Regions from separate parts of the Homo sapiens genome. Here region 1 is linked to region 2. The links are chromatin loops, found by intact Hi-C in ENCODE. Cell type or tissue: gastrocnemius medialis. All regions are shown on one strand. Links, peaks and the distances in the headings refer to the core of each region. The heading gives the core; the rest is flanking DNA. Region 1 overlaps B3GLCT (beta 3-glucosyltransferase). Region 2 overlaps LOC105370150 (a long non-coding RNA gene).

Region 1 (5,386 bases), core at 69-5,068, 140 kb after region 2:
AGGTTAATCTTGATATGTGAGGCTTTGTCCCTACCTAGTGGTGACAAATTTCCTCAGCATTTCCTTGTCTGGGAAAGATTATTTCCCCTTTATCTATAAGGCTTATTCTGGCAGGATATAAAATTCTTGGCTCACAGCTTTTTTTTTTTCTTTTAGCACGATGGCTAAAGTGCCATCTCATTCTCTTTGGCCTATAAGGTTTCTGCTGAAAAGTCCACTATTAGTCCTTTATACATGACTTGATGCTTTTGCTCTTGCTAATTTTAAAGATTCTTTCTTTCACTTGAATTTAAACATTCTGAATATAATATGCCATGTGAAGTCCTAATATGCCATGTGAAGTCCTTTTTTCAATGTATTTACATGAAGATCACTGGATCTCCTGTATCTAAATATCTAACTCTTTTGCTACATTTGGGACATTTTCATCAATTATGTCCTTCAGTAGGATTTCTAAAGTTTTTGATCTCTCTTCCCCCTCAAAAATATTGATAATTTATAAGTTTGGTCATTTTGTGTAGTCCTAGACATCTTGAGGGCTGTTTTCATTCTTTTTCATTTTTTCCTTATTTTTGTGTGGCTGAATTATTTCAAAAGATCTGTCGTCAAGTTTTGAAATTCCTCCTTCTGCTTGGTCTAGTCTATTACCAAAGCTTTCAAATGTATTTTGTATTTCCTTCAATGAATTTTCAGTTCCAGAATCTGTTTGGTTTTTTAAATTAAAGATATCTATTTCCTTGGTATATCTCTCATTCACATCTTGAATTCATTTTCTTATTTTTGTACTGGTTTTCAGATTTCTCTTGTACCTCAATGAGGTTCTTTAAAATCAATATTTTGAATTCTTTATCTGTTATTTCAGGAATTCTTACTGATTGGGATCTGTTCCCAGAAAATTGTTGTGGTCCTTTACTGGTATCATATTTTCTTGCTTTTTCATGTTTCCTGTTTCCTTCCATTGATATCTGCATATCTGGTATTGTTGTTCCAATTTTTAAAAATTGCTTTTGTAGGGGAGAATATTTTTCCTGAAGATGTATATATGTTGTTGGTTAAGTAAGACACCTTGGCTTTTATTTTTGGTGCTGTTGTAGTGTGGTCTTTGTGTGACTTTTTCAGTAGTACACAAGGTTCGTGGTATGTGTAATTTCCTCAGTGGCTTAGGGTATGGTTATTAGCTGAAGCTGTGAAATTTTGCTGGGGACTTGGATGCCAACTGAGTCAGTCTTTGGGCCCCAGTGGTGGCAGCAGAAGGGTGAATATGCCTGTTTTTAGGCCCTAAAGCAGCTTATGCTGGCTGTGGTGTTAGAGAGTTCTGAATGGCTGATTCTTGGGCCTGCAGGTGAACTGCTTGCTTAGAAGCTAGTAATGAGAGCAGTGGGCTAGGTGTGTGGACAAGTTGTTAGCCCCCTGAGCAGCTGGTATGATGTGAATGATGGCAGTAGTGGTGGTGGAGCAACCCACTGAGACCCAAGAGGTCCATGTTGGTGTTGTGGGTAGCTACAATGGGTTAAGCATGCTAGTCCTCAATTCCACAGCTGCCTAGAGTGGGGCAGTGGGTACTGTCCTAAGTGTCCATTATGGCATTCCTGGAGGTGGCTGTTCTCTGCTTTTGTGCTTATGGTGTGCCTGGGGTTCATTGACACTCTTGGATCTATGGGTTTACAGTTTTCATTAAATTTGAAAAATATTTCTTTAAATAATTATGTGCTCCTTCTCTTTGGAGATTTCAATTGCATATATTCAAGGCCACCTGAAATTGTCCCACAGCTCAGTGATGGTGTTAATTTTCTAAAATTATTTTTTATCTTTGTGTTTCAGTTTGGATAGTTATTATTGCAATGTCTTCGAGTTCACTGATACTTTCTTCTTAAATGAATTTGCTATTAAACCCATCCAGTGGGTTTTTCACCTCAATCAAGAATGTAGTTTTCATCTCTAGAGGTATGATTTAAACTTATTTAAGACTAAGAGACATTCCATGTCTTTTTGAACATATGGAATAGAGGTATAATAACTATTTAATAGTAACAGCTTAATAACTTCTAATTCTAACCTTGTATAAATTCTGAAACCATTTCAATAAGCTAATTTTTTTTCACTTCTGTATTTTCCTGCTGCTTTATATGCCTGGCAACTTTTGATTGGATGGCAGATATTATGAATTTTACTTTATTAGATGTTGGTTATTTTTGTATTTCTGTAAGTCTTCTTGAGTTTTGTTCTCAGACACAGGCTACTACTTGGAAACAGTTTCATTTTCTTGTATTTTCTTGCTTTTCAGATATGTTAGGCAGGACTGGAAAAGTGCTTAGTCTAGGGTTAACTATCCCCCCTATTGAGGCAAGACCCTCTTACACGCTGTTCTCAATACCTTGTGAACAGGGGTTTTCCAGCCCAGGCATGTGTGAGTGTCAGGCACAATTCCCTCTAATCTGGTTGGGTCTTTCCCCAGCATCGGGTAGTTTCCTCACACATATGCACTGATCAATACTCTATTGAATACATAAGGGGGCTCTTCACCTACCTCCAGTGTTCCCTTTCTGTATAGCTCTCTCCTCTCTGGTACTCTGTCCTGCAAACTGTAATAGCCTTGGTCTCCTGAGACTCTCAGCTCCATCTTTTCCGCCCACAGAGTCTGTCAGGTTCCATCTGGTGCTCCCTCCCTAAGCAGTAACTTGGAATTCTCTTAAGGCAGTCAGCTCTGGCAGTCATAGAACTCACCTCATTTGCTTCATGTTTCTTTTGGATCATTTTCCTTTGCACCTAATATTCAGTGTGTTAAAAACCTTTGTTTTATATATTTTGTTCCTTAAGAGGATTGGTTCAGATAGAAGGGTAAACCCCGTCCCCGTTACTTCATCTTGGCCAGAAAAAGTACCCATCTAGTTTTTTGAATATGAATATATGTAGAATTTAAAGCCATTTAGGATGAGAATGACTCCTTACCTTATTAATGTATCATCATCCACAATGACTAACCATGCTGTTTTGTCCTGGCTACGATTCAGAAATCTTTCCAAAATGGCAAATGTCTTTCCACAATGACCTAGAAAAGGCAAGAAAAAAACTTACAATGTATTATTTCTTATAAAATATATAGAATTTGTTCATTTCTTTTTAGTTTTGAAGTGTTCTAAGAGCTTACATGCCAAAATGCAGCTTAAAAGTTCAAAATTTTTAAAAATAGCCTTCTCTAATTTTCACAGACACATTGAACCAGTGGGAACTTTAGAGATAATGAAATTCAAGCCATTCATTTCTCACACAAGGAAATGGAGACCTAGAGAGATGAGTGGAATTACACAGTCACACAGATAATCTGAGGCAGAGATAGAATTAGTAACTTCAGTCCAGGCAAGAAAGTTTTAAGACTCACAGCAATGAGCAATGGCATCCTTTCTTAGATAAACTTATTCTGAAGGAGCTGTTAGAACCCCAGGCACCACTGCCACAGGGAAGCAGCAGTGCAAAGGCGGAAGCTTATACCTTCATTTACTTATTTTGTAAATATTTACTACCACTAAGTTTCTAACATGCCAGATACTGTGGCAGGTACTAAGCACTAAAGATATAGTGCTGAGTAAGACAGAGTAACAGTCCTTCAGATACCAATAGATAAATTACAATGCTTTAATGGTAAATGCTGGACAAAAATAAAACACTTGGGAAGAGTAGTCAAATTGATAAACAGGAATATGCCCCTCATTTTAATTATTTGGTGACACAGTGGAGCACAAATATTAACTTATATTAATGACTATTAAACCACTCAATTTGACCTTTATTTTCTTTACTCTTGATCTCTGTGTATTTTTAACCATTACAATACGTGTTTCAAAGCCACCTCAAATCCCTTTTAGAACAAATATAAATATAGACAATAAGACCAGACTAGTAATGAAGACATCAAATAAGGTATAAGTAAATACATGATTATTAAACCCAATCTAAAATCGTTTTTCCAAATCAAACAGCAACAGACAGACTCAGTAATACACTTAACCTTGTTAGAAGAATTGGTAACTACAGAGATGGCATATCTGATTCTGCATTGTACTATATTAATGAAAGAATTATGAGTGACACTAACATAAAATAAGATAAATTACTGTATAGAACATAATCAGTTTGCTACTTTTTTTTTTTTTTTTTTTTTTTTTTACTCATAAAAGGGCATGGGGAACAAAAAAACTAAAGAACAAAGGGTGGCAGGAACACTGGATAAAACTTAAGATGAATAAAGAATATCTGAAGATGAGGTGGCCAAATTTTCACTTCCATTTTTTGACACAATTTTTTAAAATTTTTATAGATTTAAGAGGTACAAGTGCAGTTTTGTAACATCGACATATTGTACAGTGGTGAAGTCTGGGCTTTTGGTGAAGCCATCACCCGAAGAGTGTCTATCGTACTCAGTGGGTAATTTCTCATCCCTCGCCCCTCTTCTACTCTCCCACCTTTTGGAGTCTCCAATGTCTACCATTCCACTCTGTATGTCCTAAAAAGTGTTTTTAATTAGAAAGCCTGCAATTTGAAGAGAAAAGCAGGTTTATTTCCAACAATTTACTAATTAAAATCTTAACATATAGAATACAGTTTATTCTACATATAACTAGTGTAGAATGTGATTAGGTGGTACTCACGGGTAATATAATATGTGAACTAGACTATAAGACTGACAAGGAGAGAAGCTTTATGTGGGAATATAATAAACACCCCATCATGGTCGCAAAGAATTATGAAGGTATGAAAAATCTATTGTTAAATTCTGCTGTAACTATCATGTGCTCAATTATAGGATATAAGCTACTAAAAACTTGCAACACTTCGTACTATAAAGCCCTTAGTTTGAAAGAACCAATCAGTATCTGAGAGAAGGGAAAAAACTAATATGAGGCAAAAATTATAGCACTTATAAAACATTTCATTTTTATCCTAACCTAATTTACTGTATTTACAGAATGGCAATGTTTAATAAGGAGAGTAGTAAGAATTATGACTCACCTCTATCTGTATTAGGAATTCCCAAATCCACAGTAGGAATGGAATTTTCAGTATAGTCACTATAGTATTCAATGAGACTTGCCTGGCTCTCCCAAGTCTGCTTAACAATAGGTACTGAAAAAATTACAGAGGTGACAATCACTGGCACAGTTACACAAGGAAGCTTAAAAATTCAAAATGGCAGTATAATCATCTACAAAGGAAGAGAAACATTACTGGTTGTTCTTCAGGTGTTCCAAGAGTTGCTTGCTTCCAACCCTGAGAAATGCCAACGTTGTTGACTAAAACCCTCTTCTTGAAGCATTTTCAACATTCTCTAGAGTAAAGCATTTCTCATTCCTGGTGATGAATGCACTTACTTCCATATAATGATAAATTT
Region 2 (5,386 bases), core at 60-5,059:
AGAAAGAAATGTAAACAAATTAACAAGCTATAATATTGGTTTTATAATCTGGATATGGGGCACTATATCAAAAGTTCTTAATCAAACTCAATAATGACCTTTATGTTGCTAAATGAAATAGTTCTATGTCCTCATCTTACTTGCCCCATCAACACCGTCTGACACAGTTGATTACTGCCTGTTTCCGTGGTATGTTCTTTCCTCGGCTCCCTAGTTTGACTCCTGGCTTATTGCCTATTCCTCTGTAGTATTCTTCCATGACTCTTCTTCACCACCATGACCTCTCAGCATTGGAGTGCCTCAGAGCTTACTGCTTGGACCTCTTCTCTATCAATACTCACACCTTGGTGATCTCATTGAATGTCTTGGCTTTAAGTATCTCTATGCTGAAGACTCTTACATTGGGTCTGAACTTTTCTCCTGACCTGCAGGCTGTGTAACCAAACATCGAACTGCCCTCCTCATGGATGTCTACTAGGCATCTCAAAGTTGACATGTCCAAAAGCCAACTCCTGAATATCTTCCCCAGCTCCTCCCACAGTCTTCTTGTCTTCATAATGGCAGCTTCATCCCTCTAGTTGCTCAGGCCAACATGCTTGGACTCATCCTCACCTCCCCTCCTTCTCTCACACTCCAGAGACAATCTATTGGCAAATCTTCAGGCCTTGTTGTCATGTGATAACCAGGAGCTCATCCCCTCACCACTTCTGAACCTGCCCATGCCATGGGCATCTGCTTGGAGAGCTGCAAGAATTCCTACCTGTTCTCCCTGCGTCTACACCTGCTCCTTACAGCCTCATCTTAACAGAGAAACCAGATGATCTTACTAAACCTTCCACTCCCTCTTCCACTCAGACCCTGCTGCTCATCTCACTCTGAGAAAAAGGCAGCGTCTTTCCAAGGCCTGATTCCCTCTTCAACCCCAGATCTTCCCCTGCTCCCTGTTCTCCTGTCACACCAGGCCCCTTGATGTTTCTCCCACACATCAGGCCTGAAGTCATTCAATGTGTTACATCTGTGTGATTTAAAGACCCATCCCTTCAAATGCCTGAAAATTTCTGAGAATATGAAAATATCCACCTTGGAAACAGCAAATGATGTCTCCTGCCTTGAAGATGCCCCTTCCCAGCAAAGCACAGAGAGTGACCTGATTTGCCTCAGCCCTTTGGTGTTGGATGGAGGGCAGAGGGAAAGTGGAGGAAATGGCTGTCCCGTGAAAGCTGCTCACACTCAGCTCCTGAAGACCTGACCTGGGCATATGCTAGATGATAAGACAGTTCTTGACCTCAGCGGCTCATGAGAGAGATGCTCCACTGAAAAACCCTGCTGGGCAGGATGCAGTGCCCAGTTAAAGCAGCAAGTAGACCCACATATCAGAAAAGAAAAATGAGAACAGAGTTAGATGAGCAGATTTATCAAACCCTGTAATTGTAGAACTTATCAGTTCCAGGGCAGCTGTTTTCCCTTTGAAAGGGTTAGAGAGGGAACATTCTGCTTCTTGGAAACACATCTAAGATGATCTAAATAAGGATTAAACATATACTCCCAGCCCCAAGTAGCCTGCCAATATGAACCCCAAAATATAAATAAAGTTTGAAGGGAATGAAAAGCCTTTTTAAAAATGCTTAAAATGTGCCAGATACTGGGAGGACTATTTTACATAAATTAGCTTATTTAATCTTCACAACAACTTTCAATTGTTCCCATTATGCCTACAGGAGATTAGGTAAATTGCCTCAGGACAGTGGTAAATGACAGGGTCAGGCCTATTGACCTCCAAAGCTTTGTGCCTCCACTACATCAGGCACTGTAGACAGGTAAAGGGGTGTGGGCACTGTCTCCCACATAGAAGAAGGCTGAGGACAATGTTGATTGCCCCGCTGAACATTTCTCTCCCAACTTGACGGACTTCTCTGTTCCTCTCTGGGCCACCCGTTCGGTAAGCGGCTGTGGATCACAGCCACTAGAGGGCAGGCATGGCATGAAAAGCCACCAGCCCTTCCCAGCTCCTTTTCTGGTCTTGCTCAGACCAGGGCAGCAGGAAGAGGCACTCCTGCGACTGCAGAACAAATGACAACAAATGGCAAAAATGATCATTTACATTTCTCAAGGCTTTCACAGTCCACAAATCCCTTCCAAGTCACATTTCATCTTTGACACAGCTTTGTCAAGGTAGTTTTTTTTTTAATCATCTTCATTTTACAGAAATATATAAAGTAATGAGATAGATATCAATGATTTCACTTTCAATATTTTTTCTAGACTGCAGAGGCTTTGCTAGAACTGTGGATTCCTCAAGGCAAATTGGTCCATGGGACAAGCAAGCCAAAGCATAGAGGGTAGGTACTTAGAGGGACTGTCCTGTTGAGCCCCTTGCATACAAGTGCTCAAGGAATAGTAATTCACTAAACTAACTGAAGAAAACAGTCTCAAGAACCTATTGTGTCCAGGTCACGACCTTCAAGATTTTACAAATAGGGCTACTTGGGATTATTATCCCATTGTAAAAGCAAGGTGGCCAGGCGAGGTGATTTACTCCTGTAATCCCAACACTGGGAGGCTGAGCTGGGTGGATCACCTGAGGTCAGGAGTTCAAGACCAGTCTGGCCAACATGGCAAAACCCCATCTCTACTAAACACACAGAAATTAGCCAGGTGTGATGGCAGACACCTGTAATCTGAACTATTAAGGAGGCCGAGACAGGAGAATCGCTTGAACCCAGGAGGCAGAGGTTGCAGTGAGCCGAGGTCACACGACTGTACTCCAGCCTGGGCGACAGAGTGAAGACTCCATCTCAAAATAATAATAATAATAATAATAATAATAATAATAATAATAATAATAAATAAAATAAAATAAAATAAAAAATAAAAGCAAGGTATCTACCCTTAAGCCACAAAGTTTTTCAGTGAAAAAAGTGGGACTTAGACTAGTTTTAGAACTCTTTTCACCACATCTCACCATTACCAATAGATCTAGAACCCAGAAGAAAATCAAAGTTCAAAGAGACACAACTTGGTCCTCAAATTCTAGGAGGCTGGCTAAGTTCCACTGGCTGTCACTGAGGTGACAAGTCATCTGTGGTTTGTCCCAGCCACTCGGTTGGACCAGAGTTAGAGAAATCCATTCACCTCACCTCATTTTCAAGATTGTAGCAGGTTACAGATAACAACGCAGCACTGGATGAACACTTTGAAGGCTTCCTGTTCAAGGAAAGGTTAAGAAAAATGAACTCCGACTAGGTGGTTAAAATGACCTACCAGACTAACTAGTAAGAATTTTTATCAAGCTATGTTGATGATAGCTGAACTAAGACAATGGCAAACAATGGTTTGAAACATCTCTGGATGAAACAGTAAAGGAGCAAAGTGTCTTAAAGAGCTTACTCCACTTAATAGTTCTTCATCAACCAGGTTCCAATCTTTTAACCCTGGCCTCTCTGAGGAGACCCATCAACCATACCTCCTAGCCATTCCTCAGCCCAACCCGCTTACTGTGCCTTGTTGAACTGTCGGTTGCTGCCTCTTCAGTTGACATTTCCTTTGGACTATCTGTTTCATTCTCAACTCTGGCTTCACCCTGGGATCGTAGCTTGTGAATGCCCTTAACGCCGTACCCTGACACTTTAGCACCAGTCCACACCCCCTGCGCTTCTAGTTCAGCCCCCAGAGCGCCATGCCGTATGGAACTCTGATCTCACTTTCAGCAAGGAAGTACCCACAGGAAGGGAGCCATTTTTACAGCATCCATTCAACATCATTCAGCAAATGATTCCGCTTCACCTAAGTGGTATTTATGATGCACATTCTGTGCAAGGGTTGTGCTTGGTACAGGTGAGGATATAAAGAAAGTGAAAATAAAAATCCATGTCTTCATGAAGTTAGTCTATTGGAAGTGGGGACAGATTAGAGAAAGTTAATCCTAATATATAATGAAACAGGTTGAACTTCATCATAAGTTTAAAATGCTACAGGTGTCCAGAGGAGGAAGAAAAAACATTCAAGTAAAAGGATCAGGAGAATCCTTGTAAAGGAGTTGACATTTAATAAGTCTTAGAAAGGATCAAAGCGTAGGAACTTTCCAGAGAGGAATAACACCCACAAGAGCATGTACGGGGAAAGCACTGAAAAGGTGTGTAGATTTGTGCAACAGTCCAATGTTGCTGAAGAGTGAGGAAATGGGATTCTGGAAAAGAGTGGGATGCTAGGGAGAAATCCATGTGGCTTCCTGAAATGCCAAGAAGGGGGTGAATGAAACTGATCTTCTCAAACAAGGGGTACAATATGTTCTGACACACCAAGTGTTGAGCAATGTTTAAGTTATAACTTTTCCACCAGGCCAGCTTGTGCTGGATGGAGCTGCCTGTTGCTGACAGATCCACTTCATGAACACTTGTCTGGAACACTTCTCATGTCCCCCATCACAATTCACTAAGCTCTTTCCCTCTGCTGCAAGACATCATAAAACTCCCACCTCTTCTTCCAAACCTTGACTCATTTCCTGGAATCGGGGTAGTAATTTCACCTTTACCATTAATAAATACATCACCTTTGCCATCTCTCAGAGTTCAACTCATGCTCTCTCCTACAACCCTCCCACCCTCCATTCCTGTCAGACACTTTTGTTTATCCTTTGTGTTAAACTGTGGTGATTAAATATTGGTTTAAATATTGATTAAATATTGGTTATGCCTATTTCCATCCCCATGATGCTGTCTGTCTTTGATGGTGGGCTCTCCTTAATGTGGCTCCCCTCCACTGGAAACAAAGGTCAGGAACAACTCCAAGGCCCAGCCTCGTAGACCATTAATTACAAAATAGGTTCTTTTTATGGTTAAAACCTAACATAGTGACAGAAATTAAAACCTCAGGTAAGGAAACTCTTTTAAGAAGTAGCTCAGGAGTGACCCAAGAGGTGGTATCCAGTGATGGATTCATTTATTCATGATTTGCTGTTATTTCCTTGACCTTTGTCAAGTGATAGCACTTTGGGCAATTTGAGAATGTGCTGAGAATTTGCCTGAGAAGGTGCTTGTTCTACAGGGACTAGACATCTCAGTGAGGCACCCACTAATGGCTTTCTCTAGGTTGATGATGCATTCAACATTCCCAGAAGAAGAATGGGGTTGCTAAAGAGACCTTCCCTTCCTATCTGTGTGTCCATTTCCATAAAATGTGTTGTGAAGTTGTCTGTAATAGCCAGGAGACCTTACTGATTGAAGCTCAACTGATTTCAAAAAATCTCCACTGACTTAAAATTCAGAAGCTTTTGGAAGGGCACCATAATAGGCTGAAGTCTGTGTCCTCCCAGAAGTTTGTATGTTTAAGTCCTGACCCCCAGTACCTCAGAATGTAACTTCATTTGGAGATAGAATCTTCAGAGACA

What was found. Peaks named below come from ENCODE experiments on the same cell type or tissue, not always from the same donor. Only the 100,000 strongest peaks of a DNase experiment are listed, where the experiment ranks them.
Region 1: it touches region 2 in a loop (5-fold over the local background); 2 of 110 quality-filtered maps call a loop at or near these places.

What each region holds. Positions count from the first base shown.
Region 1 is chr13:31,284,383-31,289,768 of GRCh38, reverse strand. It overlaps B3GLCT (beta 3-glucosyltransferase), which reads right to left. Exons shown (of 15, transcript NM_194318.4): 11 at 5,008-5,121; 12 at 2,950-3,049. Among named protein-coding and RNA genes, the nearest start is that of B3GLCT, 87 kb to the right of the region's middle. In gastrocnemius medialis, for the core only: no CTCF peak of the experiment used is centred there; no DNase peak of the experiment used is centred there.
Region 2 is chr13:31,420,903-31,426,288 of GRCh38, reverse strand. All of the region lies in intron 1 of LOC105370150 (a long non-coding RNA gene), which reads right to left. Among named protein-coding and RNA genes, the nearest start is that of B3GLCT, 220 kb to the right of the region's middle. RefSeq lists a silencer at 1,960-2,079. In gastrocnemius medialis, for the core only: a CTCF peak has its summit at 1,963 (motif pointing right); a DNase peak (open chromatin) is centred at 1,968.